Regions from separate parts of the Homo sapiens genome. Here region 1 is linked to region 2. The links are chromatin loops, found by intact Hi-C in ENCODE. Cell type or tissue: heart right ventricle. All regions are shown on one strand. Each heading gives the region's core, and the rest is flanking DNA. Links, peaks and the distances in the headings are about the cores only.

Evidence for each region. Hi-C counts contacts between places; a loop is a spot of excess contacts. Peaks named below come from ENCODE experiments on the same cell type or tissue, not always from the same donor. Only the 100,000 strongest peaks of a DNase experiment are listed, where the experiment ranks them.
Region 1: a loop joins it to region 2, with 2.5 times the contacts of the local background. A loop is called at or near these places in 18 of 110 quality-filtered maps.

What each region holds. Positions count from the first base shown.
Region 1 is chr9:2,626,352-2,642,453 of GRCh38, reverse strand. It overlaps VLDLR (very low density lipoprotein receptor), which reads right to left. Exons shown (of 19, transcript NM_003383.5): 2 at 6,882-7,001; 3 at 2,473-2,595; 4 at 955-1,077. Among named protein-coding and RNA genes, the nearest start is that of VLDLR-AS1, 12 kb to the right of the region's middle. In heart right ventricle, for the core only: no CTCF peak of the experiment used is centred there; no DNase peak of the experiment used is centred there; H3K27ac peaks cover 3,408 bases.
Region 2 is chr9:2,792,120-2,808,221 of GRCh38, reverse strand. It overlaps PUM3 (pumilio RNA binding family member 3), which reads left to right. Exons shown (of 18, transcript NM_014878.5): 17 at 318-408; 18 at 3,759-4,070. The coding sequence ends at 3,891. Among named protein-coding and RNA genes, the nearest start is that of PUM3, 44 kb to the left of the region's middle. In heart right ventricle, for the core only: a CTCF peak has its summit at 7,612 (motif pointing right); no DNase peak of the experiment used is centred there; H3K27ac peaks cover 4,035 bases.

The sequences.
Region 1 (16,102 bases), core at 3,507-11,506, 170 kb after region 2:
AAGGGAAACACTTGGCAGCACCAGGGCTTACCAATACAGAAAACCCAATTCTAGGATTGAACACTAAAACTCATTGGACTAGGTGCAGTGGTATTGACCTCAGGAGGCGACTTCTACACACAAGACTGGTGTTTCAACTGTAAGTGCCCTGAGCTCCCTTGACTACTACCATATCAGGAGGCCCATGCTTGTCAGACTTGGGAGCTGTAGGTTTTAGAGGCCCTATAAAAAGGGCAGTAGCTTGAAAGAACATTCAAAGCACTGTTTGTTCAACCTAGTGATTTTCCCAGGCCCTCACCTTCAACATGCAGCATTTTATTAAAGATTTTCCAAGACCAGAAACATGAAAGAATAGGAAGCAGAGTTAGCTTTCAGAGACAGGAACTGCAACAGGAGACAAAGGTATCACCAGTTGGGTAGACTTTTCTTTGGGTATCTGAGGCAAGATGTTAATTCATGCTTCTGTGTCTTTTTTTTTTTTTTTTCTGGGAAAGTTATGCCAGAATCTAGTTCATGGGCAAAGAAATGCTTGTATAATACTCAAATAATTTATTCCAATAACCCAATCAAATTTAGACCTATGAATGTGTTTGCCAACCCTACTCACCTTCTAATTTTATTGTGCCAAAGTGCAAAAGACACATGAATTACTGTCAAAACAAAAGCCCACACAATTGCTGCTTCCCTGAGCTACTTCTATATATAAGTGCCTTGAATGACTTACCTTCTTATTTCTATTTGCCTAAAAGAAACACCAAGCGATGGTCAATTGCCACATGAATGTCTTTTAGGGTTTTAGGGCAGTTATGAAGGACAAGTAATTGAGCAGATAGTGAAGTCACTGAAAAGTGAGTCAATGTCAGTGCGTCTTCAGGCTTAGATTAGTTTCCCCTGCCCACCCTTCCTTTAGGAAAAGGGTCTTTGGGTTACGTCACTCAACACTGATCTTCTTACCACAGTTTTCTTCATCTTCTCCACTGTCACAATCATTTTCACCATCACATCTCCAGGACACTGGGATACACTGAGTAGAATGGGCGCCACAGCTGATTTCATGTATGCGGCATGTTCTCATATCTGTTGATGATATACAGTCTCAAAAGAGCCTCAGAACTGATCAATGCAAAGCTGCTGCTCCTGTGCTGCCTGGAAGCGCTAATACCTGTGACTCAGTAGCCTGGCACACTGGTGAAATTCTACTAACTGGCTGAAGCCCGGGGAGCTCTTTCATCAGCTCCACTCCTTAGAAGCTGTGCCAACCTATGCTACCTGGCAGTGTACGTGACAGCTTTGACCACGTCACTCCTTCAAGGTCCCATGGCGTGCTCAGTTCTGGCTTTTGTTTTACTTGGCGTGGTGAAGTTTATTGGCTGGCCTGCTCCTAGACCACTATTTATCTGTTGGATGTCAAGTGGGCACACCTAGATATTGTCATCTAATCTCAAATACATGAAAAGTCAGATGGTCAAACACCTACAAAATCTTCTATTGCCTAGATTCCTTTATGGGCCTCCTTCACAATGTCCTTTAGATTGACATCTTGCAAAGTAGAAGCATGCCCTAATGCTTGACTTGACCAGGTCATTCTCCACTAAAAGTTGAGGCTGAATCTTTACACAACCTGTCTTTAGCTCACAGGCCTTGAACTCACTTGCCTTGACCAATATTACTCCCCTCACTTCTTATCTAGAAAATTGAAAGTAACAGCCTTATCTTCCTTTCTATTTGATTTTCTTTCATAATCACACTTTAGACCTAAACTGTGTTCATGTTAGTCCTTTTTTAGTGTTTCTACCAGTGCAGGCCTCTACTGACTCAAACTCTAAGACTTTCTTTGCCTTGACATTCGTGTGATCTCAATTTATATGATCCCAAACCATCATTCTTTATGGTCTCATAGACTTTTTCCTAAGGACACAGGTATATACTTGCATACCTATGAAGTTTCTCTTATTTAAGAATATGCTGTAAGATCTCCATTTTAGTAACTTGAGGTTACATGTGTGTCAGGAGTCACTATATCACCCAATTACTAGCTACCTTACCTCTTCAGTAATAGCTTTTTAATAGTATGATAAGCTGTGCTTCTAAAAGCTTTTGCTTGGCCCATAGGGAACCCTCACTTCTTGACTTAGCTTCCAGGACCAGAGTACCATCTGCTCAGTTATTATAAACAGACATTTGAAATCTATGCACCTAGTCAAGGAGTTCTTGATTGAATCTGCTGACTTCAGTTTTAAGTATTCAATAGTGAAGCTACCCAAGAGAATGTCAGTCTTGTTGGACCAGGGAGAACATTCTTTAAAGGAGGCTGATAAACTGGTAATGATTTGACTGCCCTTGGAGTCAATTGACCTAAACTTTAAGGCAGGCAAAGAAAAATGAATACCAAGTAGGAGATTAAGCAATACTTAGAAATGTTAGACACCGAACAACTTGGCAAAGTTCAAGGCCAAAGCAAGTTACACTCACGGCACTGTTCTGGGCTTTCATCTGAACCATCTTCGCAGTCAGGATCTCCATCACACTTCCATCGGCTGGGAACACACTGGCCATTGTTGCACACGAAGTCAGATTCAGCACACGTCTTCTTTACTACAAACGTTTATTTGAAGGGTTAAAGTTGAAGTCATTTACCCACAGCCCTAGCTTCACATGAGGGCTCATACTGCATTTTGGCATGTTTTGCTCTAAAAAAAAGCTGAGTCAATGGGCACTCAACTGCCAATATCCAGGGGAAACTTCAGAAAAATTATTATTTTTTTTCAGAGGAGGAAGATGCTCATTTGAGAGACTTGGAGGAAACTGAAGTCAAGGTCAGACAGAGGTTGCCCATTATCTTACAACTCGGAGATACCTTACATTTAACTTCCTGCCTGTTTTATAATGTTGAGATTAAGTAACACTTTCATTTTCTACATGCATTTCTTCCAAGTCATTCAAGTACTTCATTTAACAGCTAAACATTCCATCTTCTGACTGGATCATAGTAGAACTGCTTGCTGGGGACTGAATGTTTGTCTCCACCCAGAATTCACGTGTGGAAATCCTAACCCCTAACATGATGTTATTAGGAGGTAGGGCCTCTGGGAGGTAATTAAGTCATGAGGGTGGAGCCCCCATGAATGGGATTAGCACCCTCATAAAAAGAAACCAGAGCGCTTACTCTCTCTCTCTTTGTTATCTACTATGTAAGGACACAGTGAGAAGATGGTCATCTGCAAACCAGAAAGACAGCCCTCACCTGATATCAGATCTACTGGCAGGTCTCTTCTCAGCCTCCACAACTATGAGAAATAAATTTCTGTTGTTTCAGCCACCCACTTATGGTATTTTTGTGACAGCAGTCTGAGCTGACTAATATACTGTTCAAGGGGCATCCCCTAACAACACATGTGTTTAGTGTGGAGAATGAAGGCCAAACCCCAGTACTGAATATTGTCACCCATACTGGTCTACAGGGGCAAAGAAACTCATCAGGTAGAAAGGGGAGAAAACTCAATCAGTGTAACAAGAGATGTTGTACTTAGAATTCAAGGGAGAGAAGATTTTAGCCTTTCTAGCCAAGGGGTAGGCTAACATCAACCAGCTAAAAGTCATTGAAGCTGTCAGTGCTAATATCCATAACTGCCTGCTAATGTTAAAATAGCCTAAGGAGAGGAATTGATTCTGTTGCTAATTCTTCCTGGGGCAGGTCTTTCCCCTATACTTAGGGTTACCATGCAATTTTTTGTCCAAACTGGGACAGTCTCAGCAGAAAGGGGACACTTTTAATTATATCTGGAAGATAAGCATAAACCAGGACTGTCCTAAGCAAATCGGGCAGCTTGATTATCCTACCCATGAAGGAATCACGGAGCAGGATGAATCTTGATATAAAGTAGCCACACAGGATACCCTAAGCTTATCTTTCTTAGATTATATTCTTTCTTGCCTATATGCTTATACCTTCTACCCAATTTCTATTTTAAAACATTCCTCTATAACATATATTCTGTGAAGGTAAATAAGTGAAAAATTCACAATTTGATGAACATTTGAAAGGGACTGTTTCTCAAATCACTGGTTTAAAGCAGGTAGAACTCTCAGAGCTTAGAGTGTGCCCTTGGACCACTCTGGTTGAGAGTAAGATATTGTAAAGGAGAGAGACAGTGATTACAGTTAATTTCTAGAACTCAAGATGGGTTGACAAATTATGATGATCTATAAAGGATTATCTCCTTGAATTACACAGCCAAGGAAACAAGACTGGCCATGCTAGCTTTAGATTCATGCCTGTTTCTAAAATCACTGAAAAACTCAAACACTAATGTTAATGAATTAAGTGCTATTCAAGGTCTGTGTTCTCCTGAGCATGGAGGAAGAAGTCAGAGGGTCTGCAGGGTTAGTTGCTATAATTCAACCTGTGATATTCTTTGGAAGCTACAAAAGAGGGAGTAGCGGAATGGCTGTAAAGAGACCCCATGATTGATTGATTGATTGATTTTTTATTTATTTTTATTTATTTTTTTGAGATGGAGTCTCGCTCTGTCACCCAGGCTGGAGTGCAGTGGCGTGGTCTTGGCTCACTGCAAGCTCCGCCTCCCGGGTTCACGCCATTCTCCTGCCTCAGCCTCCCGAGTAGCTGGGACTACAGGCACCTGCCACCATGTCCGGCTAAATTTTTTTGTATTTTTAGTGGAGACGGGGTTTCACTGTGTTAGCCAGGGTGGTCTCGATCTCCTGACCTCGTGATTCGCCTGCCTAGGCCGCCCAAAGTGCTGGGATTATAGGCGTGAGCCACCGCACCCGGCCCTCCATGATTTTAAGTCTTAGAAAACGTAAGGAGGATGTGAAAGATTGGCTGTATACCACAGTGTTTGAGCAAAAGATAAACAGAGACAGACAAATTGCCGTATGGTTCTCTCTCTTCATTTGGAGCATAGACTGGGAGGGTAAAGAAAGGATATGTGAACTGGGCCTTGAGAGACAAATAGGAATTTAGATGTGCTACAGAGGAAGAGAATTAGCAGTTACATATTTAGAGTACTTAGGTTGCTGATTAATTAGCTCAGCCTAACATTATAAAAGAATGAGTTAATGGGACCAACAGAAGCACATGGCTAATAGAATCTAAGGTTAAGTTGACTATGCCCATTGACATACTGGAAATAAAGAACTAAGCTAAATATTGTAACCAAGTTCCATATTAAGAGGTTAGACTAAAAATAGGAGGCAGCTTTGGAAGTTTTAAGTAATTCTATAGCTTTCCTCTTCCATAGAGAAACAAAGTAAGCACTCAGACCTTCCCTGATTGTAATATTTCTACTTTCTTTCTCTACTGTCACACACAGGAAGTAGAGACAAATTTTGGCTAAGGATATAATTTTTCCTGCCTCAAATGATCTTGATTAGATATACATCTACCTCTTTTTCTTTGCCAAACTCTCCTACCATGTGGCTAGTAGAGAGTACTTATACAAGACTATTTTAGAAAAATCCCAAGTTGACCCAGGTTAGTTCCTACTGAGTCACATGGTAAAAAAAGACTTGTGCAACACAAAGAGAATAATTACTTTTTAAGAACAAGCAATGGGTTTTGCCAAATATATCGTTTAGAAGAGAGGAAAAAAAATTGCAACTTACAACAGGAAAATAGTTGACAAGAGTGAGGACTCTCTAAGGAGATATTTAGTAAGAGAACTAAATTACCTAGGTAACCCAGAAATAGCATGAGACTCAGTGTCTTGTGGAATAGATTAAAATCTTAGTGTTAAAATGCAAATGATGATAAAGTGTTGCACAGGAGAACTATTCTTGGTCCTGAGACTGGATGTAAGTTTCTTCCCTGAGATGGTAGAATGGACTTTCTTATGCTTCTAAAGGAGCTACTGATCTGCTTTACACATTGGCATGAAAACACCTGTGATACTGCTCTGAGAGATCAGGTGTAGCACAAGGTCTGCCATGATGCATACTTTATAGCATTTTAATAATGATGCATGAAGAAGTAGGTAAAGGCATAACAAGATGGCAGTTGATGAAACCTACATTTAGACTCTACTTTTCTTCTGTATTTCTACCTTGTATAGTGAACATCTTTATATAACATCTTTTAAAAGATAAATGACAATGTTAGCACCAATATTCACATAGAATATTGTTTCAGAATGTTTACAACCCTGAACAAAGGGATCGTAGAGCAAATTTCAGCATGTATTCATGGTATGTAAATGTAATCTTGCCATGCAGTTCTCAGCTATTTTGGCTTGACATGAGGTTGTATAGATTGCATACATAGGCATTTCTCACAGTGATCTTTTAATAGATGCTGATTGATGGCTGTGACACTGTATCCCCATTCTCTTGGGGAGAGAATGTCTTCCGCCCTGCTAATGCTTTAGAATTAGCAACTATTGTAGGCAGAGAATTAAAAAAGAATCCTTATCTGATCTTTGATCTGTGCTGGCTTGTAGTTTCTATGTCAAGGGTTAATTAACCCCCTGAAACTTTATGGGATTTTCTCATGTCCATGGCTTGCCTTCTTTTCTAGGATCAGAGCCATTTGAAAATTAAAAGGGGAAAAAAGCCCCTTCTAAGCAATCTTCTGTTTGTCTCTATTTCTGGTCCTCTTCTCCCTTCTCCCAGATTCCTATTCCACGTTTGTCTGATCTAAGATAAACTAGGTCCTGTCATTTAAATGGAACATCACCTTATCATTCCATTCTCAAGTTGATAACCCCACGTCAAACATTCAATTTTATTCCTTTACACAGAGAAGTATAGATTCTTTCAAAGCAATTGTTAGAAGTGGATTTTATTTTCAGAATCTCAATACATTTGCAGACTAAGATAACATCATATTTTAACAAAATGCATAAGTCATCAAACTCTTTACTTACCACAGTTCTTTTCATCACTGCCGTCAACACAGTCTTCATCCCCATCACATTTCCACAACAGCGTAATACAGCGACCATTTGTGCACTGGAATTGGGAGGGTTCACATTTGGCTTTTCTCCCTAGAATAAGAAGGGAACATTCGGTAAAGCAAGGATTGGTTATAGATTCAAGATACCTAATACCCATGGATGGGGACCTTCTCAGAAGGATACTGCAGACTCGGCAGGCTATGACATCCTAAGGGCCAGAGTAGGATGGCTCTTCAGCCAGTGACTGACAGTAATTGCGTTCTTAGCTGGGTGCATGCTAAGACTAAATACTAGATTTTCAAGCCTCTTTCTCAGTGAGGTGCAGCCAAGGGGCTACATTCTGACTAATGGAATGTAAACTAAAATGGTATATACAACTTTGGGAAATGTCCTTAAGAGGATAGAGGATCCATTTTCTTTCCATCTCTTCATTCCTGGTACCTGAAAATTGGGCATGGTGGCTGGAATAGTGATCTCGGGCAAATGGAGCCAGACGAAAATAGAAGGAATCCAGATTGCCCAGAGACCACAAGGGGCATCATCTCTGCCTGTGGACTCATTTCTCTCATTTGTTGAAACTACGTGTGTGGCTATAATCAGCCAAGTCCTAATCCTTTAATGGCATTTCTTGTCCACATCCATACTATTATCCATTAATGATGTTTCTATTACAAGCACAGTGAAGAAGATTTAGAAGGAGCAGCAAGAATAGGGTAGAAATAGAGATTTAATACATGATTCCTCCTCTTAGAAACTGAGGTCTAATTGGAAAAACACAGCTTTAAAAAACAGCTCCAAGATAAAAGCAACAAGAAAGTATAGTTAAGAGGGAAAGGAAGATCATTTGTCATTTAAAGAGGAGAGGAAAGGAAAGTGAGGTGGAGCTGAAGATGTAGTTTCGATTTCTCTGAATCTGGTTTTCTATGCTTAATGTATGGATATTTAATTCACACAATGGTGTGAACTAAGACTTCTAAGTGGGACAGTTGGTGTTTTGCCCGGCACAGGCCAGCTAATGTTCAGGTGCTTCCTATCATTAGCAGTTCCGTCCTTCTGGCGGATGTGATTGCTTCACGATAAAAGGCACAGATGTGGCCCTTAAAGCAAATATACTGCAAATATTTGAGAAAAACAGTGGAATCATATAGTTCACGCAGATTACTTAGGGAGGGTGTCCCAGCAGAAGGCCTTCCGATTTCCTGCCACCTTTCAGCATTTGCAGCTGTGGCATGCTGGCATAAGAACTGATATTACAGAGACAAGCACAGACTGGAACTCTTGTGTTACGTGCACAATACCCTAGTTGGTCTCCCTAGTGTCAGCTACTCCCTGCTGTCTGGGAGCATTTCGTGCTTTGTGGCTCTTCCCAGGGAGATTAAAATTTGGCCCAAATCAAGATGACCATATGGGTGTGGTTACTTCCTTGGATATTAAATATGTTGCTTTTAAAACTGCATCTATCACTCTGCTCCCATGAGTCTAATTAAGCTAGGACCCAGCTACAAAGCAGAATGGTTTCCTACCTTCATTTCATAATACTTTTTCATTCTTCACGTTTTATTGGTTGTAATATACTAGGGATTTAGAAGGGGAACTAGAGGAGGGTAGAGATTGTTGTCAGGAAGCATCACCTGTGTTGTTTTATACTGCTAAACCAAATCTGAGGTACCTGGTGCCTCTCCCCTCTCCCCTCATTGCCACTGGATTCTTAATATGTTTGCAATATTCTCAATGCTGAGGGTACGTGTCTTGCAGTTCTATATGACCTTACTACCTTTGGGGACTGTGAAAGTGGTAAGACTCTACCTTGAGTAATCAGGAAAAGAATGATTTGTAGTCTGAGAACATAGGTATAAATATACTTGGAAAGAATAGTCAGGTTGGAGTTAAGATACAGTAAAGACTGAAAGCCTCTGATTTTTTTTTTAAGGTTTTAGTTACCAAAGGTTATTAAGTCAAAATGAGACAACAACATTGACATTGATATCTACATAATCAAAATGGAAACCTTGTAATCAGATTTGAATAGCAACTTAAAGGTCAATGTCAATTGATAGTTTCCCACCTCAGGGTTAAGGTACCTGGAAGACAACCTCCTTAAGAATGAGTTTGAAGCTACAGATTTCCTAGGCACTCAGAGTGGCCTGGGATTAAGTATGGGCATACAGTATCCCAAGGCTGATATTTACTCTACTATTGCCTTAAAGAGGGTCTCTGAATTTAGTTGTAATATACAAGCTATCAACAGTAATAAATTCTATTAAAATCCTAGCAGCTCTGCTCTAAGAGTCTATATTGAGGAGACTCAGGACAGGCATCAGCATTTTCTACTAAGAAAATATCCGAAGCCAAAAAGGAGTTTAATTTCTAGCTTTTCTTATCCGAGATATTTCCACTTTACTCAAGCTTCTGCCTGATCATCATAAAGCTGTGTTTTACTCCCTCTCTCTCAACCACACACACACACACACACACACACACACACACACACTCTCTCTCTCTCTCTCTCTCCAATAAGGAGTAGCAACAGGCATTAGGAGTACAGTGTGCTACTAAAATGTCCCTGCCTGTTTAAAAGAATGACATTGGGGTGGGGGTGGGAAGACAAGCTGGCTTTATAAAGGACTCTTTAAAGACAGGCAAATAAAGACCTTAAGCTTTATGGCTATGCCTCTTCGTTTCCTAGTTTCCTAAGCACTTTGTTTTGAGGGACTGCTACTGGGCAGAAAGTGCTCCCTAGTTCTGTTTAATTCTCTGCTTCCCACAGAGAGGGAGAGCTCAGACACTAAATCGAATGCCCAGCCCTTAGCCACCTGACTGGAACACTGTTAAGTTTTCTGTTCAAGTTTTTAAAAGGTTCTACCTATCCACCTCTGGTGCTCAGCTGGGACTGCTGCTGTGCAGAGCTCTAGGAGAACTGAAAGCACCAAATGAGTTAAGAGGCTTTTGGTTTCCAAAGCTTTGGGATTATAGGATTGTGGACCTGCAGTCTATTTCCATCCATGAAAGTTACGTCTCAAATTCAGTATTATACTTTCATAAAGGGAACAAGTTGAGCTTGAAATCATCTACACTCGAGATTCTTTTAATTCTTCAGGCTAAACTAAAGCCAATGACACCTCAAAAAATACCTTGGAAGTAGAAGTGCTAGGCATTTCTGCTCAGACAGGTGAGAAGATGGGGCAAAATGCAATTGTTAGTGGGTTCCTTAAAGCCATGAGGTTTCACAAGAATGCCTCAGGCTAGAGGGGTGGTTGAAGTGGAGGGAAAGGCCACAGTAGCAGAGGCCCTGGGTGTTCCACCTCTGCCTCTACCAAGACTTTCTTTTGAATATTGGATTTTGGTGTAAGAATTTGAAAAGGGTTCTATTAAGAAATTGTCTAGGTTTTCTTCCAGCTCTAATCCTTAGAATATCTCTGCTCCTTTGGGTGAGGGGGTTGGAAGTCGCTTGTACCTACTCACTTATGTGCCTATTTAAATTTGTAATGAATGAATTCCTGGAGCGTCAAAAAATTCTCACTTTTACTGTCACTTATATAGATGGAATCAGACTATAGAATATGCACACTAACTTCAAGGACCTATTTTCCTGGGAGCCTTGCTTCTCTAAGTAGTTAACTTTGCTACACAGACACATTGGCAGTTCACTGGCTCCAAGAAAAACAGGGTTCTTCTTGGTGGTGTTTGTATAAATTTATGAGGTACATGTAAAATTTTGTTACATGTATGTAATGAATCTATACTGATGAAATCCGAGGATTTAGGGTGTCCATCACGCGAGCACGTTTTTGTTAACTACAGTCATTGACGTTATTTCTTCTACCTTACTGTAGGTTTGTATTCTTTAACCCACTTCCTTTCATCTGCTCTCCCTTTCCCCCTACTTCTGAGTCTCTGTCATCTTTCTACCATCTACCTCCATGGAATGAAATATTTAAGCTTCCACATACGATTGAGAACATAAGATATTTGTCCTGCTGTGCCTGGCTTATTTCCCTTAGCATAATGACCTCCAATTCCATCCCCATGCTGCTGCAAATGGCATGATTTCATTCATTTTCATGGCTGAATAGTATTCCATTGTGTATATGTACCATATTTTCTTTACCCTTTCATTATTGATGGGCATTTAGGTTGATTCTGTATCTTTGTTACTGTGAATAGTGCTGCAATAAACATGCCAGTGCAGGTATCCCTTGGATATACTGATTTTTCCTTTGGGTAGATACCCAGTAGAGGGATTGCTGGATCAAATGTTAATTCCAGTTTTAGTTTTTTGGGAAATCTGCATATTGTTTTCCTTGGTGGCTGTATTAGTTTACATTCTCACCAGCAGTGTATAAGACTTCCCTTTTCTCCATATCCTCAGCAACATCTGTTGTATTTTGTCTTTTTATTAATAGCCATTCTGACTGGTATAAGATTATATGTCATTTTGGTTTTGGTTTGCATTTCTCTAATGATTAGTAATGGTAACGATTTTTTCATGTATCTGTTGGTTATTTTTATGTCCTCTTTTGAGAAATGTCTATTCATGTCCTTTCTCCACTTTTTAATGGGATTATTTTTTCCCCATTGTTTGAGTTTGTATATTCTGGATATTAGTCTCCTGTCAGATAATAGTTTGCAAATATTTTCTCCCATTCGGCAGGTTGTTCTTCACTTTGTTGATTATTTCTTTTGCTGTGCAGAAGCTTTTTAGTTTAATTAAGTCCCATTTGTCTATTTTGTTTTTGTGGCCTAAGCTTTTGAGGTCTCTTTCATAAATTCCTTGTCTAGACCAATGTCCTAGAGGGAAACTCAGGGTTTTTAATGCATATAGAAGTCAGCCGCCATTGTCTAATTTTCCCTGTAGCGGTTGACATGGAGGACTAATACATAAGCTTCAGTAAAAAACTGCATAGGCCTTCGAGTAAATACCAAGCCTTCCAAACGGACTACAAATCTCCCTATGGGGCTCCGAGCAGCACCCTGGCAGGAGCACTCCAAGATGCATGCCCAGAATATAGAGAAAGTGTCTCTGGGTACCAGGCTCAGAGCGTACTTCAGCCTGCACAGAGGCTCATGCTGCCACACTGCTGGGGCCACCAGGGCCAAGCATTTACATCTCTCATGCCCTTACTCATTGCTTGAGCATATGGGTGTTACTTGCTGGAATTCCTTCCGTCCATTTGTTTTGGCACTTCTGGGGCCACCAAGGGCATTTATTTTTAGTCTAGTTCACTTCTACTGCTTGCCACTTTAATGACAGTGTTTCTATTTGTAAGCTAAAACTCCTTTCAGGACAAGCAAATTTCTGAGTCAGCAAAAAAGTTTTCCTAAGGGGAGAAGGGTTTGTAAGAGGCAAAGTACCACAACAGGTGTTAAGGGAAATGTTCTGAGCTGTCAAGCACAAAGATTGTGCTCTGGCCTTAAAGTCAGCCTCTGAAACATTGTAAGAACCAGTTTGGGCCAGGCACGGTGGCTCATGCCTGTAATCCCAGCACTTTGGGAGGCTGAGGCGGGCAGATCACCTGAGGTCAGGGGTTCAAGACCAGCCTGGTCAACATGGTGAAACCCAGTGTCTGCTAAAAATACAAAAATTAGCCAGGCATTACACACACCTGTAATCCCAGCTCCTTGGGAGGCTGATGCAGGAGAATTGTTTGAACCTGGGAGGTAGAAGTTGCAGTGAGCCGAGATAGTGCCATTGCACTCCAGCCTGGGCAACAAGAGTGAAACTCCATCTCGAAAACAAACAAACAAACAGCAACAAAAACACTAGTTCGGGGGCCACTAAAAAGTGGTGAATATGTAGGCTAATTCTTCTGAGTCATGGAAATAAGTGAATTTTACAGTTCAATTGTCAGTTACATTCAATTTCCATTTACATCAAATTGATCTTAAGAATCATGGACATAATCAAATCGTTTTTGTTGTTGGTCAAACACTGCTCTAAGACTTCACATCTCTTAGCTTTTAAAATTCTTAATCCTGCACAGTTGGCCCTATTATTCCTCTTTTACAGATCAGGAAACCTGGTAGAGAAGGAAAGTACAGTCACTTGTCCCAGATTGCCCTGGGCAGAGCTAGGAGTTGAACCCAGGCACTGGCTCTAGATACTGTGTTACTAAGCATCAACTTAGATTTAGCCTTGTTGTTGAGATGGAGGCCTGCTTTCCTTCCTCATTCTAAGTTTTTAAAAATGTTTCTAGAATTCCTCAGCAAGTCTTCTAAAAGGATTATAGCTCTTGGTTTTCTTGTCTAGGGTTCAAGTCAGAGGAAAGGCCCTCCATCGGATATACCTTGAAAATCGTTAGCTTCTGTGAGTGGTAAACTAAGTCAGTCGTTCTCAAGCTCCCGTGTGCATCAGAATCCCCAGGAAGGCTTGTTAAAACACAGAATGCTGGGCCCCAGCCTGGATTCTGATTCAGCAGGTCTAGAACAGGGCCTAAGTTTGCATTTCTAATGAGTCAATGTTGACACATGAACTCAATTAACATTGAATTAATGTTGCCAATTTCGGTCCACACTTTGAGAACCACTGCACTAAGGTTAAGAAGCTACAGCTTCTACCCATAATGTAAGTGGCTCTTTCATTTTCAGGGTTGTAGCATATACCAATAACACCCTCATAAGGCCTAATGTTCATCACAGGAGGGACACAGGAGATAAATGCCTCTTTTACAATACACATGATAGTAACATGTGAGTAAAGCCCTCAAAACTATTTTGCAGAAAAAATTTATTTGGGTGTCTTACTAGGCAGAGGTTCTTCTAAAATCCATCCTTCCCTCCCTGTGTAGTCTATCTTTGATTGGCCCCATTACTTACTCTAAATCAGTACTCCAGAAATGAGCCCAAATTCTTCCCTGACATTTGGCCATCAATCCCTGGCTATGCCCAAGCCCTCCTCTCACCTGATGTCAATTTAAATGTCTTGTTCCTTTGCCTCCAGGCTGCCACATTCTCTACCCATATCAAGCAACCTAGTGATTCAAGCAACCTAGAATAGCCAAGAATGGGGTCATTTCTTGGCTTACCACTATCTCTAGGATTAAGTTCCCTACTAATTTCCTCAGACTTTTCCCTATTGGTCACTACCCACCATCTGCTATACGGGCTGAGCTAACAGCTCAAAGGGGACCCACTCACTTCCCCATGGCTTTGCCCTTCCTCATGGCTGCTTTGTCTCAGTTTGTTCATGTTGCCCTTGTCCACCCATTCACCAGGAGTGGGCTCAGATTGTATTCTTGAATGAGGCCTCAATGCCTTTTTTGGAAAAACTAGGTATGGTCTGGCTGCTTTCTCATAATAGTCCCTGTCACAGAGCCATCACCCAAGGAGATGAGTTCAGCTACCATTTTTCACCTTTAGACACAGAGATCCCCTAAGGCATGGGCTGCAGTTCACATTTGTAACTCAGGACCTGGTGCCTGACATCCTATATTCTCTAGGCACTAGTTGGTAGTCTTGGGTGCATGAGTTGATTTATTAGTTTACTAATAAAGCTGGTCTGAACTAAAAACTTTTGTCAAAAACATTTCCCCCAGCTTTTTCAGAACTTGAAACCAAGTGTGACTGGTTGTTTTACTAGCTAGAATACTTTGAAAGACTCTAGGTTATAAAGGTCCCTGTTCCCTAGGCCTATGAGGGTACCTTCACCTCATCTTTGTAGCAATTTTTTTTTTTTTTTTTTGAGATGGATTCTCGCACTGTAGCCCAGGCTGGAGTGCAGTGGCGTTATCTCGGCTCACTGAAATCTCTGCCACCCGGGTTCAAGCGATTCTCCTGCCTCAGCCTCCTGAGTAGCTGGGATTACAGGCTCGCACCACCACACCCAGCTAATTTTTTTGTATTTTTAGTAGAGATGGGCTTTCACTATGTTGGCCAGGCTGGTCTCGAACTCCTGACCTCGTGATCTGCCTGCCTCGGCCTCCAAAAGCACTGGGATTATAGGTTTGAGCCACCGCGCCCGGCCTCTTTGTTGCAATTTATCATTTAAAAACAGTGCATTTTCACACACTTGTCTGTCAGAATGAGTGTGTCCCTTTGGGTGTGTTGGCTTCATTTCCATGTGAAAAGAGAGGTTCCAACACCTGAGAAGGTTAGCAGCGGCTAACTGGTAAAGTTGAGTGTGATATATCAGACGCAGATTTTACTTCTGACATGTTTTAATGCTCTTTGGTAATACTGGCAGTAATCCATTGTTGCTTTAGTCATATCACTTTTGTAGGATTATCTGCAGACATAGAATTATTTCTGGCTTTTTGAAATTAAAGTCTAAGTTCTTGGTAATTTTAGGGAAACTTCATAAGCTAGAACCCAGATAGCATATGGAAATTCCAGAAATCTCCAGCTGCTATCTGCCTCTTTTATGATTAAGTCTTAAACACTGGATCTGCTCACTCCTCTTCAGAGCTTCTATTCCAAGCGGTCTTTGGCTGTTTCCTGCTTTGATTCCCCTACTAGACTAAGTGCCACAAAGGAAGGAACCAGTGCTATGGTCACTCTGTCCCCATGCCTGGTGCCATATGGTAGGTACTCAGTAGATGTACATTAAGTGGTTTCCAGAAGATGCACAAAGATGACCAACATCAATCTGCAACCTACTTAGTGAACATACAGATCAGTTAATACCTCAGATGTGGGGAAGTCTTTCTTAAGAAAATGAAAGATTAGAGGCAGTCTATAAAATAGAAACCCTGTTTACTCACAGCATGTGGGAGAACTATTAAGTTCTAACAAACTTGTGATGTAACTCACAAATGCTGTCTATCGCCGAGGCTTTGTTATGTCCCTTGGTTGGCAAATTGCAAGTCCCCCCATCCCCACCACCTCGTCTACATACATAAAGGCTCCCCAGATGGCCCCCAAGTTGGCAAAATCAGCTGCTCTAGCCAGAGGCTTCATCTTATAGTTTCCAGCATCTCTAAACTACAAAGTAGGCAAAGGATCTCTAAGCAAGCATTGAAACATTTCTAACAGAATCTCCACACTTACTCTCACAGGACCTAACAGGCATTCTCTTGCTTAGAGACTCAAAATAACTGTTGGGCCCAAGCTTTCCTAGGAGACTTCACTCAAGGGGAAAAGTATGCTAAATTTATGGTCCAGGTTGAGCATCCCTAATCCGCAATCTGAGATGCTCCAAAATCCAAAACTTTGAGTGCTGACATGATGCCGTAAGTGTGGAAATTCCACACCTGACA
Region 2 (16,102 bases), core at 3,295-11,294:
AAGTTAAATCATTAAATAATACAAAGAAGTGCAGACATAACCAAGTGAGTGTTTTATTAGAATTCATAGTTTATCTTGAGTAATTACTGCTAAACATAGCTTAGGTTTTGGATCAGAGTTAAAAGAAATGGCTCTTTTAGAAATGCATTAGATAAACCTGCACTGGAATTTTTTGTGTTAAAAGGGAGATTGGGTGAAAGCTACTTTTGTTAGCTTTTTTGTTTAAAAATATTTGCAGATTTAAGGGCAGTAGAGAAGGGGGTAGGGAGTATATATCTTATTATGTGATGTTCACTAAGCTTCAGTATATTTTACAGGTTGTTTTGCAAAAACACTTGTAGAGCATGTTGGTATGAAGAACCTGAAGTCCTGGGCTAGTGTAAATCGAGGTGCCATTATTCTTTCTAGGTATGTATAACATGTGCCCTTCTCTGAGCAGGGCCTGGTCATGCAAAAGACACACTTCCTTCACGTTGATTTCTCAGTTCTAATATTTGTTCTCAGTAGTCTAATATTACTCCCAGTCACTCATGGTCTAGACAAACATACCAAATATTAGAAAGCAAATGTAACTCTTTCAGTCAGTCCTTAGGAATCTTTTTTTTTTTTTTTTTTTTTTTTGAGATGGAGTCTCACTGTCACCCAGGCTGGAGTGCAGTGTCACGATCTCAGCTCACTGCAGCCTCAACCTCCTGGGCTCAAGTTTTCCTCCCATCTCAGCCTCCTGTGTAGCTGAGACTACAGACGCATGCCACCACACCCAACTAATTTTTATTTTTTTATTTTTTGTAGAGATGGGGGTCTCCCTGTGTTGGCCAGGCTGATCTCAGACTCTTAGGCTCAAGTAGTCCTCCCATCTTGACCTCCGAAAGTGCTGGGATTACAGGCATAGCCATTGTGCTTGGCCCTTAGGATTTTTAAACTACCATCTTTTTGACAAATTATAACATTCACAAGGTATCAGGTGGCTTCACCACATTTATGGTTTTGACCAAAACATAATTTTTTTTTTTTGAGATGGAGTCTCACACTGTCGCCCAGGCTGGAGTGCAGTGGTGCGATCTCAGCTCACTGCAAGCTCTGCCTCCTGGGTTCATGCCATTCTCCTGCCTCAGCCTCCTGAGTAGCTGGAACGGCAGGTGCCCGCCACCACGCCCAGCTAATTTTTTTTATTTTTAGTAGAGACCTGGTTTCACCGTGTTAGCCAGGATGGTCTCGATCTCCTGACCTCGTGATCTGCCCACCTCGGGCTCCCAAAGTGCTGGGATTACAGGCATGAGCCACTGTGCCCAGCCTGTATTTTTTTTAATGAATAACTTACATCCCTGTGAAAACTGTGACAATGTTGACTTTTAAATCATGCCTAATTCTACATGTAATTTCCTTCATTGTTTTAAAAGATTGTAAAAGGATTGGAAGAGCATTTGCTACTGAAGTGTGTGTGCTATTTGTTGATATCTGACTTAAAATGAGAAAAAAACAGTGATGAGCTATGGCCTCTTTTGTATTATTCTCTGAACTTAGTTGAGTTTATAATCAATCCACAAATCATTGAAATTTTCCATACATTCTCTGTGCAGATGAAAACCTTCTGTTAAGAGCATTCATTTAAAAAAAGATTTGTATGTTGCTTTGAAGCAATTACTGTTGATTTTTCCCCTGCTGTGTTATTAAGGTTTGGGAAAACAGATACCAACCCTAGTTTGAATTTCTCAAGATACTTTACTTGCAACATGCTATGCAACTTAATCTATGTTGTTTGTAAATGTTATTTTAAGTGTTTCTTCAACATATACGTGATCTGGTACACATAATACTCACACAGGAGCATTCATAGCTTCAGGTATGTCAGTGTCTCCAAATATATAAGTGTTACAGATCATTTTGTTCATTTCTGCTTAAAATTAGTTAATTTTCCAGTTGATGTTAAACAGTCAGAATTCGTTAGCTGATACATGAACTTTTTCATTACAAATTTTTTTACCAGGCATTTGGAGTGTTAACACCTACTGACACATTCTTTCATTACACTCAATTAACTGGAAATTTCAGCAATGCCATGAAATTAATTTATAAAGGTTGTTCATCAATCAGAACTCCCATTAGGTGGATTTCAAACATAGGAAGGATACTATAGGTTTATTATGGAGCACTACTCAGAATTGGAACAGGAGCAGAGGAAATATTTGAAGTTCTAAATGGAAGTTGAGCTATATATAACAATAATACAAAAAAATTGTTTTTGTAAATTTTGGGTGAAAAGAAAATCAGCCTTGTATGTTGGCTGAAAAGTAACTCAGAGAAGCAGAATTCTCTAACATTTGGGAGCATTGGCACTTGACAGACTGCCTGGGTTCTAGCTTAGTGCATAGCCTTGGGAAAATTATTCAGCTTTTCTGGGCCTTAATTTTCTTGGTGGTAAAAAAAATGAGATTAATGATAACCCTATGGTCGTTATGAAAACTAGATTGGATGATGCATATAAAATGCCTAGCATTATGTCTAATATGTGGCATATGCTCAGTAAGCAATAACTTACTATTATGTGTTGTATAACTGTGTGTTTAGCCAAGATGTATGAAATAAAAACACCTAGTGAGTCACAAATTCATTACGAGGGAACTTTACTTTTTAGCATCGTAGGTGGCAAGCTGAATTGTTTCTTATCTCCCATAAGCAGTAGAATATTGCTTGGTGCTGATAATTTATCCTCCTCTTTGTTGACATATTGGAAGTTACTGGGACCAGGGACTTTGGAAAATACCAAGTACCTCATTTCTAAAATGTGTTTCAGAGGTCCGTATTTACAAAGGGTCCCGAAAAAGAAGAGAACAGGAAATTCAGGACTGGTACTCTGCGGTCAGAGCTGTAGGTCCTATCCACAGAGAAATGGGCCTGCTGTTACCAGCCTCTATGGCTCCTTTCACTTCTGATAGAGTACTCGGGCAGGGTTTCAGAACGCAGAGGCCGGGCTTATTTTGTAGAATGGCTAACATTTATTAAGTGCTTACTAAGTGTCAGGCTCTGGCTGGGTGCTTTAGATACAAGGCCATTTGAGCCTCAGAAAACCACTCTGTGAGGTGGAAGGTGGACTCTGTTGTGAATCCCATTCTACAATTCGGGAAACTGAGTCTTAAGAGAGTTTACATAGCATGCTCTTGGTTGTACAGTTACTGAGTGGTAGAGGCAGGTTTCCCACCCAAGCAGTGAAGCTCCACAGTGAAGCCCTTCGCCCTTTCACTCAATGTTAGTGCTGTGGAGTTCAGTGAGAAGACCTGCTAACTCTGACCTCTCTGTGCCTCTGTTCACACCTTTTCATTCAGCCACGTGGTGGGCATATTTTGGCTGTCTGCTCTGTAAATGTAGCATCATGAAATAAATAAAATACGGTCCCTGCTCTTGAGCTTATAGTCCTGAGATGGGGAAGGGAAGATAGAATACATGTAGAATCATTTTAAGACAGGATGTAAGTAAGTCCTAAGATAATGTGAAGGTAGAACCAACTCTGTATGGAATGATGTTGGTCCTACAAATGTCTTTGCTTGGGTGACTCCACCAGCAAGATTCTAAAACGTTTTTTTCCGTGGTGTTATAATATGGGCTACTGGTCTCATCATTCATCCTTTGAATGAAAAATAATGTGTATATAGTTACAAGGCTTGTGTCACAGTTAACAAAGTCTTTTTTACTGTTGGTACAGGTAGTATTGGAGATGATCTAGGAATGCTTATGAAATTTAATTTTTTTCCTCTCTTCAGCCTCCTCCAGAGTTGTGACCTGGAAGTTGCAAACAAAGTCAAAGCTGCACTGAAAAGCTTGATTCCTACATTGGAAAAAACCAAAAGCACCAGCAAAGGAATAGAAATTCTACTTGAAAAACTGAGCACATAGGTGGAAAGAGTTAAGAGCAAGATGGAATGATTTTTTCTGTTCTCTGTTCTGTTTCCCAATGCAGAAAAGAAGGGGTAGGGTCCACCATACTGGTAATTGGGGTACTCTGTATATGTGTTTCTTCTTTGTATACGAATCTATTTATATAAATTGTTTTTTTAAATGGTCTTTTTTAAAAATCTCAGCTGTCTCCTCTGTTACACTGAGTAGTAAGCATATCAGTGTGAGGCAATTAATGTGGAAGGTTTACCAATCATATATGGTGGGACCAACCAGATATATAAAGTGTAGTTGAATGAGTTGATTCAGGGGAGAAGACATCTTCAGTGAGCATAGTCTGAGAAGGCTTCCTGGAGAAGGTGGGACTTGAGAGGACTTTCATCCTGTCAAAGGAAGGCAGGATGTGGAAAAGAAGAGCCAGGGGGAGTCGTGGGCACAGTAAAGTGGAATTTAATGAGTACCGGGGCAGTGGGGGGTTCACAGCTGCCTACCTAGCTGTTTTATGGATTAGGTTCCATGCTAGATTTTGTTTGAAAGCCACTCAGGTAAGTTAAGCTCATAGGAGGAAATGTGCTAAATGAATTAGGGGATCACTGTGGATTGCGGTGTTAAAGTCAGGGTCACTGGGAAGTTCTCCTTGTCTCTGATTTTGGGCCTTCCAAGTAAATAGCTCCTTGTGATTAGACTTTCTCCCTTGAGACTGTCCCTAAAATGTCAAAGCCTATGGAGTTTGAATAAGAAGGAAGAAGGTGGAAATTTGTTACGTGCAGAAGTTTAACTACAGCTAGGATGTTTGAATTTTAAAACTGCAGTTGTTTGAGCAAACAAAGCTTAGAAGGATTGGTAGCTCAGTCAGGCTCATGTAGTCATGCCTATGAGTATCTGGCTGCTTTCTCAAAGTAGTCTAACGGGGTACTCACTCAGGTCTGTCACTGCAGTTACACCTGCTGAGGAATTGGCTGTGCCTTTCCTTTCCAGACCATGGGGTCCCAGGACTACTCCAGCCTACCGACTACCAGGACCCCTCCTGCCACGGTGTATTGAATCCTTCCCAGACTGCAAAAGCGCTGATGGCTGTAACTTTTGACATGGATTCTCACATCACCCAATATAAGGGTGTGGGTGGAGAGCTGGAGGAACTGGGATGGGATAAGGAGGTGAATGGGGAAAAGGCAACAGTAGAGCTTGCATTTGTTTGGCTAATACATTGTGATTTGTGTTCTCTGTATAAAGAAGCCATTCAGAGAAAGGGGGAAAGAACCCCTGCTCTTTGTTTCATCTTTGAAACTAAGATAATGTGTACATAATTTGAGGAGTACTTTTATAAAGCTTATAGCAGAAGCAGCAATCTACCCCATTCCTCTGCACCCCTGCCTCACCCTCCCCAGAACTACTGATTATTCTTCGCTCTGCTAAATGTCTAAATACATCTATCAGTTGCAGGTATTTTCTTTTGATTTCCTATTACAGGAAATGCAGATTAAGAACTTTTACCATCACTGTTCCCCACTCCTCTTCCCTCCCTTCCCAGTAGAATTGCATCATGTATGATGAAATCAGTGTTCAGGGTTTACCTTATTATACCTACATAAATGTTGTTAAATATTGATTCAAGTAGTGAGCAGCCATTACATTTCCTCTACTATTTTAATTTTTCTGGAATTAGTCATTTATTTTCATTTGCTTAGTTTCTACATCTCTGTTGATTTTTCCTAAACTTTACGTCAGAATTGCTTAAATTCTTCTCTTGAAGGCACCCTTAGCAATTACTCAACAGCCATTTTCCTCTTTTTTTTTTTTAGCCCACCAAGGCTTCTGTGTTATTCTGGTGTCTGCTCCTTTCCACGTGGCTTAAATATCCTAACTGATATAATTCAGTGTTTCTCTAGTTGGTTGTGAATGTGTTGGGATTTTGACAACCTCATTCATTACCCCACCCGGCTGTACACCTGATTCGCTTGTGTGTCCTATGCAGAAGAGCACTGGTATGACCGAGTCCGGAGGGCCCATTTCTTAAATCAGTGACGGATTTAGGAAGGAGCCTGACCAGTGAAAGTTGGAAGAGAGATGGTATTCCTGGGAGGGTTTCTTAGGTCTCTTGGGTTGTAGAGAGTCCCCTTCCTGCCCGTCAGCTTTGGTATGTGCAGGACTAGGCCCAGCCTGCAAGCTAGAAGCCTGACAGGAAATAGCAAATATGCCGAGGATGGCTGAGCAAAGGTTTGTGAAAAGAGTCTGGAACTTTGATGATGTTGAGCTGTTGAATAAGTTAACTCCTGGAGCTGCGCTAGCCGTGGACTTCTGGTTATGTGAGAGAATAAACCCCAGTTTTTCATTTTAGGTCAGTTTTGAGTTGGATCTTTTGCAACTTGCAGCCAAAAGTATGCTAACCTGGCTGTCTCTAAATACCAATTTCCACAGTATCCAACATGTCAAGTCGGCAAGCATTTCCACCTTCTCCTGGAGACACCCCTCCTGGCTTTCGGGATGTCCTGAAGAACTGCTGCTCCTTCACCATCATCATCGTCTGCCTTCCCTTAGTTTCTCTCCTATGAAAAGTCCATTTCTCAGATCCCATGCATCTCTCTTGCTTAACACCCTTTTCTCAACACGGCACATCCTCTAGTAGCTTCCCGAGAAAGAATACATTCTAAAGACCTTGCAAGTCCGAATGTCTTTATTCTACTCTCAAACCCAGATGTCTAGTTTAGCTGGACATAGAATTCTAGTTTAAAATTAATTTTGCCTCAGAATTTGAAGATGCTCGTCAATATTGTCTTTAGATTGCAAAGTTGTAGAAGTTTAATGTCCAGTGCCATCCTTATTCTCAATCTTCATATGCGGCCTTTAAGTCTCCAGCTTTCTCGTGTTTCAGGATCGTGTGCATTGGAAAGTGTTATGTATATTTTCTTTTCCTTCTTTATGCTAGGCACTTGGTGAACCATTTTAGTCGGAAGAGCCAGATCCTTTCATCCTGCGAGATGTTTTTCCATGGTTTTTTTTCTGATTTTTTTAATGTACCCCCTGCCCCGTGTTTTCTCTGTTCTTTGTCTTTGGAGCTATTACTGAGAGTTGAAATGATTTGAGCCTCTAATCTTCTTTCTTTTCCCTATTTTTAATATTTTTGTTTTTTTGCTTTGCTTTCTGAGTGAGATATTTTCTCTACCTTCTCTGCCAGCCTTTTGTGTTTTGGGTTTTTTGTTTGTTTGTTTGTTTTTTGAGACAGGATCTTGTCACCTAGGCTGGAGTGGCAGCTGTGCAACTTGAGCTCACTGCAACCTCTGCCTCCTTGGCTCAAGCGATCCTCCCACCTCAGCCTGTCAGGCGTCAGGAAATACAGGCATGTACCACCATGCCTGGCTAATTTTTGCATTTTTTGTGAGACGGGGTTTTGACATGTTGCCTAGGCTAGTCCTGAACGCCTGAGCTACCATGCCTAGCCACTCCCAGCCTTTTCATTAAAGTGTCCTTTTCTTATTGCTTGTATGCATTATCTCATGTTTCTTGGTGATATTCAATTTTATGGTTGGTTGTTTTGTTTTACTTTCTTTTCTGTCATCTGCTCTTTCTGTTTGCTTTGGGCTCTGTTTGAGACTTTCTTGGAGAGGTCTTTAGCTCTCATATATTTAAGACATTTAAAATCTTAAAACCGACGAGAAAGAGGGCATTCTTTTCTTTTCTAATGTTGACTTTACTGTACCAGTGGTTAGTTGTGGATCCTGCTGTTTCACTGGGGTCCTCCAGATGTCAGTATCTGTAGGCCTTTCCTCTGGGCCATTCAGTGCCTCCAGAGAGAAATCCACCTGCAGCCAGCATTCAGTTGCTCAATAGTCAGTGTGCAGATTTTAATTAACCTACCTGCTTTCAGCACAGTGCCTCTCCCTCATGCCCTCTCATATCTGGGGCCCCCTAGTCTTGAGAAAATGAGTCAACATAAGTTCACAAAGCACTTCCTCAGCCTGCTGCCAGGGTTGGGAGTGGTGGTCAAGCAGTTTGGGCCAATCCCCCTGTTTTCCATTCCAAGGCTTACCCCAGCATTCTCCAGTACCTGGCACCTCTAGCTGCTGGAATTTTCTGGTCTACCATGGTGAGAATTGACTCGTTCCTCTCCATGCACTAGGTATTCCGCTTTCACAGTTCTGCCGCCTTCTCTACTGCTTCCTGTTCTTCCAGATACTTGGTGCTATCTCTCACCCACTGTGGCTTCTCCTCTGTTTACTTTGTTCCTGTGAATTTATACAATTTTATTTTTCTAGTCTTATCTTACTCTTTCTGAAAGGAACAGAGATAAACTCAACAATGCACCATTTTTAAGCAGAAATCCACAAATGGCTTTAAACAAACTGAAAACAACCTACCTGGCTTCATGGTGGTCTTCTTTTCCATGGATGAATTTAGCGGATCTGAGAATGTCATTTATTTGAAAATTCAGCTTGTCGTATTTTCAGTTTGCATCAAACCCTGCTTCTCCTAGGAATCAGCTGATGTTAGAAGGAAGGAGAACTCCATTCTCCCTTTATGTCTGCTGTAATAAGCACTTGCATAACAGAATAAAGGCCTCTTAGAGGAAATGGCTTCCTACCTGACCAAACTCAAAAGATTTGCTCTTGAAAACATGAGATGGCACTTCTGTTTCTATATCAGTGAAAATTTGAAAAAGTTACGTCTTAATTTTAGCAGATTAGTCACTTTTAAGTCTGGCAAATTTATGGATATATGTATTTAGAATAATGGTTAAGAGAACACAAGATCACAAAACAGCAGCAGTTAGTAGGGAGCCCATAATCAAACTATTTCTGCCAAAATTAATGACCTAAACAAACATAAAAATTTGAGACTTGAGCTCGTCTTACCTTTTGATAGTGCTTAACGTAAGGAAACTAAGTTTATGATCATCTTCATCTTTTCTGAACCTAAAAACACCACCATCCAAGTGCCCCAGGTCCCCTAACTTCTTCCCCAGATGCATTAGTAAATTTTTTTTGGAGACAGAGTCTTGCTCTGTCGCCCAGGCTGGAGTGCAGTGGCGCCATCTTGGCTCACTGCAAGCTCCGCCTCCTGGGTTCACGCCATTCTCCTGCCTCCGCCTCCTGAGTAGCTGGGACTACAGGCGCCCACCACCACGCCTGGCTAATCTTTTTTTATTTTTGGTAGAGACGGGGTTTCACCGTGTTAGCCAGGATGGTCTCGATCTGACCTCGTGATCCCCCCGCCTCAGCCTCCCAAAGTGCTGGGATTACAGCCGTGAGCCACCGCGCCTGGCCGCATTAGTAAATTTTTTAATGAATGGCCTTAACTAGGAGATACAGTATGCCCTTTGGATTGTGTGTCTTTTATGAATAGTAACTAAATGGCTGCTCTGCCTTCCACAGTGTGCAGACAGACACTGATTGCTATGTATGTTTGTACCGATGATGATGCCCTGGATGATACCACAGATAACAGCCTATGAAAGAACAGTGTTTGGAATATTTTTCATCAGAATGTTTTATCCAGTTTTTAAACATGGGCTCATGCCCGTGGCTGAATGTAAGTGGACAGACAGAGCTGCAAAAATGTGGGAATGAGAAATTTTGGTCTGTGCTCTTTTTCTTAGGGAGTTAATTGTACCTTGGGAGGAAATGATTAGCTCTTAGTTGTGCTTGATATGTGATAACTACTTGAGGGAAAGGTGAGAGGAGTCTGGTAAGGTCATGGGAATCATCTGACTTTGAGCTCTTGATGACTATAATTAAACATAATGACTAATTCAGATATCTTAAAATGACTTCCAGATGCTTGACAACAGACTTTCCTTTTAGATGAAAATCCTCTTGCATTTAAAACTTAGGTTCTTATTGATATATCTACCAGTAAGCACATACTGACTTAATGTTATCACATTCAGCAGTAGGCAGTGATAGAGAAACTGTGAATCTTAAAGATCTGTAACAGCAGTAATATCCTTTTGAAGAAACAGACAAGACATGGGTTCATTTGTTCTTACCAGATCAACTATTTGGCCCCATTGTATAACTCGATATCTAAGTCTAGTTCTAAATATCTGTTGGAATCCGCTCTTTTGGTAATAATACCCTGCCCGGCACCTTTCTGGAGGTTCCCCTCCCCCTACATTTTAGTCGCCTTTTTGGGTGGAGTCGAATTATGATTTGCCTTGACCAGTGGCATGTGACTCTGGCCTCTGAACCACAACACTCCCTTGGCCACCGTGATTAGTTAATCAAGTATACATGTCCCGTGGTAAGTTGAAGAGAATTCTGAGTTCATATCACTTTGCTTCATCATTTTGACTTTTGCACAGTTGAAAAATCGTAAGTAGGCTGGCTCACACCTGTAATCCCAGCACTTTGGGAGGCCGAGGTGGGCGGATCACTTGAGGGCAGGAGTTCAAAACCAATCTGGCCAACACAATGAAACCTCATCTCTACCAAAAATACAAAAATTAGCTGGGAGTGGTAGCAGGCACCTGTAATCTCATCTACTTGGGAGGCTGAGGCAGGAAAATTGCTTGAATCTGGAAGGCCGAGGTTGCAGTGAGCTGAGATCGCACCCCTGCACTCCATCCTGGGTGACAGAACAAGACTCTGTCTCAGAAGAAAAAGAAATCGTAAGTTGATCTATTATAAGTCAGGGACAGTCTGTCCTTTTTTTTTTTTTTTTTTTTTTGAGACGGAGTCTTGCTGTCGCCCAGGCTGGAGTGCAGTGGCGCCATCTCGGCTCACTGCAGGCTCCGCCCCCGGGGTTCACACCATTCTCCTGCCTCAGCCTCCCGAGTAGCTGGGACTACAGGCGCCCGCCACCTCGCCTGGCTAATTTTTTGTATTTTTAGTAGAGACGGGGTTTCACTGTGTTAGCCAGGTTGGTCTTGATCTGCTGACCTCGTGATCCGCCCGCCTCAGCCTTCCAAAGTGCTGGGATTACAGGCGTGAGCCACCGTGCGCAGCCTCTGTACTCTTAATACTAAGAGTAGCACCATATCAGGAACTGGCATGAGACTGAAACCAGAGCACTTACAGTTCTCTGGCTAAAACATCTGCTGCCTACTGTTGAATGTAACAACATCAAGTCAGTTTCCGGAAGAAAAATCGTGAAAGATGCTCTCACTTCTTCTGGGATCTCAAACTTAGACCATGGCCTGGGCTGCCTGCCTGCGTGTTACTATATTTCATCAATTCTAAAAATGTACATTTTTATTTTGCATTTAACAAATCTTTCCGGGTGTCACTTATAGTCAGTGGCATATTAGCATGACCGTTGATAGGCAGCTTTTTTTCTGAGTGATAGATAAAATAATGGTACGTCTTAGAGTCAAAGTGTTAACAGTTGGTAAAATACAGTTCATCTTTTCCTCTCTCAAATGTTTCTCTGGTTTGCTTTTCTATAGTAGCTTTTCAACCCTCAAAAGTTTTCTTTATTGCTGGACCCTCCTACAGATGATCAGGGTTAGGATGAGGTGTTTTCTGCAGCATACTTGTCTATAAGTCACACCCTTTTGGAAAATGAAAATCAGGTAAAATTAAAGGGAATATAAAATAGTGGTTGGGAGCACAGGCCTGGAACTGCATTTGAAGCTTGGCTCTGTAGCTGGATGATCTTTGTAAGTTACATATCCTCTCTGCTTCATTTTCATCATTTTTAAAATGAAGATAATCATACTTCACTGTGTCTTTGTGAGCGTTAGGTTCCCCTCCTTGAGATTTTCCCATAAAACATTTCAGCAGCTTCTGCCCCTACACATAGTCACAGTTACACTTTTAAACATATATTGGCTAAGAAGTCACATAAGAACACCCATAAATTCATTACCACTTTAAAATATATTTACAATTTTAAACGTCAGCAATGTACATTTGAAAAATAGTCAAAACATGAGCCTTCATTCCCTTGGCAGCTGGTGCTTCGGCTAAGGTTGGGTTTGCAGGCTCCTTGTAGTCATTTCTGCCAACATAGATTAGGAAGCAAAAGGTGAAAGTAATTATACCAAAATGGGCTTCTTTTAAAATACAAATAACCCTGGTGGAATAGCACCGCTAGCTGTTGCCTGTCAATAACACCTTCCTGTGAAGTCTATCAGCTTGCTGAGGTAGAGGGCAGAGAGCTAGACAGGTTAACAAGGGAGTTTGTTTCTTGGGGCAGGAGAAAGGGGTGAATTGAACTCACATACCTGGCCTGATAGGTGGAGGTCCAGCAGAGAAGTGGGGGATTCAAGTTGTTTGGTGGTCTTGGTGTCCAGAGATGAAATTTGGGTCAGTGCCGAGGGACAAAGTGGATTAACTCCAGGTGATTGTTTTGTGGAGGAACTAGCCTTTGACTTGTTGGGGAACTTGGACATGATTTGGCTTCTGTCACTTGCTAGGCAGGTGATCATGGTCCTCATTTTTCCCGTCTGTAAAACAAAACCACCTGCTTCATGCGCCCTCAATTTGTCAAAGTTTTTTTTGGTTTTTTTTTTTTTTTTTGAGACGGAGTCTTGCTCTGTCACCTAGGCTGGAGTGCAGTGGCATGATCTTGGCTCATTGCATCCTCCGCCTCCCGGGTTCACACCATTCTCCTGCCTCAGCCTCCCGAGTAGCTGGGACTATAGGCGCCCCCCACCACGCTCGGCTAATTTTTTGTATTTTTAGTAGGGACGGGGTTTCACCGTGTTAGCCAGGATGGTCTTGATCTCCTGACCTTATGATCCACCTGCCTCGGCCTCCCAACGTTCTGGGATTACGGGCGTGAGCCACTGCACCCAGCCTGCCAAGGGCTTTTTAAACCATAAGCTTCTCTACGATGTGAGGGGTTGTTGAGAGCAGCACCACAGTGAAAGCCCTTGGTGTGTGTTTTCAGAAGATCTGGCTTTGTAGATTGGCCCTGGTTCTGACCAGGAATGTGGGCAAGTCACAATCTTTAGGTACCTCTCTTTTCTTATTTGTGAAAATAGGGATCATACCTGAACATCTCAGGAAGCTGGGGTCAGAATCAAATAAGACCATATGTGAAGATGCCTTGTAAAACTTTGTGTTTATGACTCCCCAGATGGTTCCAAATATTCCTTACCTCGTTTGGTTCCCAAGTCACAGAGTTGTAGTTTACAGATTATAAAGGAAAAAAAAAACAGACAAAAACAAAAAAACCTCTACTACCATTAAGTAAAATTATCCAAAGTGTAGAAATAAAGCAAAAAGGTTTGTCCCATTTAAAGACATACTAGGGCATGGTCTGCAAAACCACAAGGTTATTTGACTTTCTAGAGGGGTGTGATTTTGTTTGACATGCTATTATTCTGTTAGGGCCCAGACTCTGGGAAGGTGGATAATGCTGAGTAGAATATCAGTAAGTTGCAAATGATTTCTGCCCTATAGTAGAGACAGCTCCAAAAATTACAGTTTTATTGCCCTATTTATTACCAGGCGTTAATCTAACTGCAATCTTATTCCAGTAGACTTCCTTTTCCTGAAATGGACATACAGAAAAATGTACATATATAACTCAGTCCACTGTATCCTCCTTTGAACTAGTTTTACCTGCTTGTTTTCTCATGAATGAGTTACATAAATCTTTGACATATATTTTTGTGAGAATCGTGTTTTTAATATTCTAACATCACGAAGTAGCCTTTTGTTTCTTTATTTCACTTTAGAGGTAATTGTTATTTTGCTGCCTTTTTGTACAACTGATATGGTTTGGCTTTGTGTCCCCACCCAAATCTCAGCTTGAATTGTAACCCTCACGTGTGGAGTGGGGGACCTATAATCCCCACGTGTTGAAGGAGGGATTGGATCATGGGGGTGGTTTCCCCCATGCTGTTCTTGTGATAGTGAGTGAATTCTCATGAGATCTGATGGTTTTATAAGGGGCTCTTCCCCTTTTGCTTTCTCCTCTCTCTCCTGCCGCCGTGTAAGACATGCCTACTTCCGCTTCTGCCATGATCGTAAGTTTCCTGAGGCCTCCCCAGCCATGCAGAGCTGTGAGTCAATTAAACCTCTTTCCTTTATAATTCACCTAGTCTCAGGTAGTGTCTTTACAGCAGTGTGAAAACTGACTAATACAAAACAAAACCTAAGAGATATATTCACTCTTTTTAAAAGTTAGCCAGTTGATGCCCATTTCCCAAGTAGAAGAACAAACTGTTTCCAGTTACCATTTGCTGTCAACTGTGGTCATGATGTGACTATTCTGTGGAAAACGATTCTGCTACATTCAGATTGCATTTTAGGTTTCTTTTGTTTTAAAGAAAGCTTTAGAGATTTATAATTTTAGTTACTGAATAGCATTAAGTCTTCTTACCGGTTTGAGATTTTTAAGTGAAATTTTATAATTGAGGAAGGCATGGGACTGATGGAAGAATTTTTCCTTTCTAATTAGAAGACCTAAATGAAGTAATTTCACCAACTAACAACTTCCTTGAGAATTGTTTGAATCAAGGAAAGCTCTGAAAGAAAAAGCAGACAACCCTGTGAGAAAGTTTATTGTAAGACCTAGGTGGGCAAAAACCAGTGATACTTCCATGAAAATGAGCATCGAGTTAAAATACCTCTGGAGAAATTCCTTAAGGCAAAGTTTTGCCAGGACCAGAAGCATAGTCAGAAAAAAACATGAAATTCCAGCAAGTGAGGAAGATTAAATTTGCAGCCCATATTTAAGTCAATCAGTAATAAAAATCAAAGATGGAAAAGAAAATAGCCATGCACCGAAGTGTAATATTTCATTGCATGTCTGTTTCCTTTTTTCATACAAGAAGGTAGCTTCTCTCTATACACAGCTTATAAATTTTATGTTCCCATGACCCAAGGGATTCTTGCTTTTTCCTTCTCAGTGGTACAAATGCTACCCACTGGTTCCATTCTCTGCCTCTTGCCTTCCCTGGGGTGTGCCAGGGACTTGGCTAGTGATGCAGGGTGAGACAAGGGGAGAAAGAAGAACAGCAGTTCAGGGGAAAAACCTCTAGTGACTTAAGCTGAGAGAGTACCCACCCCTTCTGTACTAAGGCTGCAGCTGGGGAGACATTTTCTGACTTTTCCCATAGAAATGGGTAATACCTTGTGGTTTGATTCTATCATATACTACAAATGCTATATTTGGGATAGGGCAAGAGATAGCTCAATAAAAGGCTTTTGAAGGCTGGCCTAGAAATCAAAGGATTTTTAAAGTATAGTGAAAAGATCTGTGGATAGATCACAGTTGTAGTCCCCACCCTGCCAGTAACCAGGTGATGACCTAGGCTGAGTTATTTAGTCTTCCTGGGTCTTTGTTCTCTCCCCTATAAGAAGAGGGGCTTAGAATACATCAGGTGATTTTCAGATAGGTTCCTTGAGGCCCCAAGATGCCTCTGGAGCTGCAACTGAAGCCACCTTTGCAAAGATGACAGCGAGAGAAGTCTAGCATGGCTGACTCCATCTTGCTTATAGCCTCACAGGCTGGCTGTCCTCCCTGCTTCCTGAGCGTAGCCCAAGCTAACTGTATTAGGGTTCTCTAGAGGGACAGAACTAATGGTATATGTGTGTGTGTGTATATATCCACGTATATACACACACACACACATATCCATGTATGTACACACACATGTATGTGTATATGTACACACACATGTATACATATATGTGTATGTGTGTGTATATACACATATATATGTGTGTGTGTATGTATACATCCACGTATGTGGATACATATACACATGCACACATATATATGTGTATTTGTATATATACATGGATATATGTATACATACTTTGTATCCTTCAATCCAATCAAGTTGATACTCATTATTAACCTCACAGTAACCATGGGAGGAATTTATTGTGTGTATATACGTGTATATATATATAAAATGTTATGAAGGTTATATATATATACATGTGTGTATATACGTGTGTGTGTGTGTGTGTGTGTGCGTGTGTGTGTGTATAAAAGGGAGTTTATTAAGTATTAACTTACAAGATCACAAGGTCCCACAATAGGCCATCTGTAAGCTGAGGAGCAAGGAGAGCCAGTCTTGAGTCCCAAAACTGAAGAACTTGGAGTCCAATGTTCAAGGGCAGGAAGCATCCAGCACAGGAGAAAGATACAGTCTGGGAGGCTAGGCCAGGGTCTCCTTTAACATTTTTCTGCCTGCTTATATTCTAGCTGTGCTGGCAGCTGATTAGATTGTGCCCAGTCAGATTAAGGGTGGGTCTGCCTTTCTCAGCCCACTGACTCAAATGTTAATCTCCTTTGGCAGCACCCTCACAGA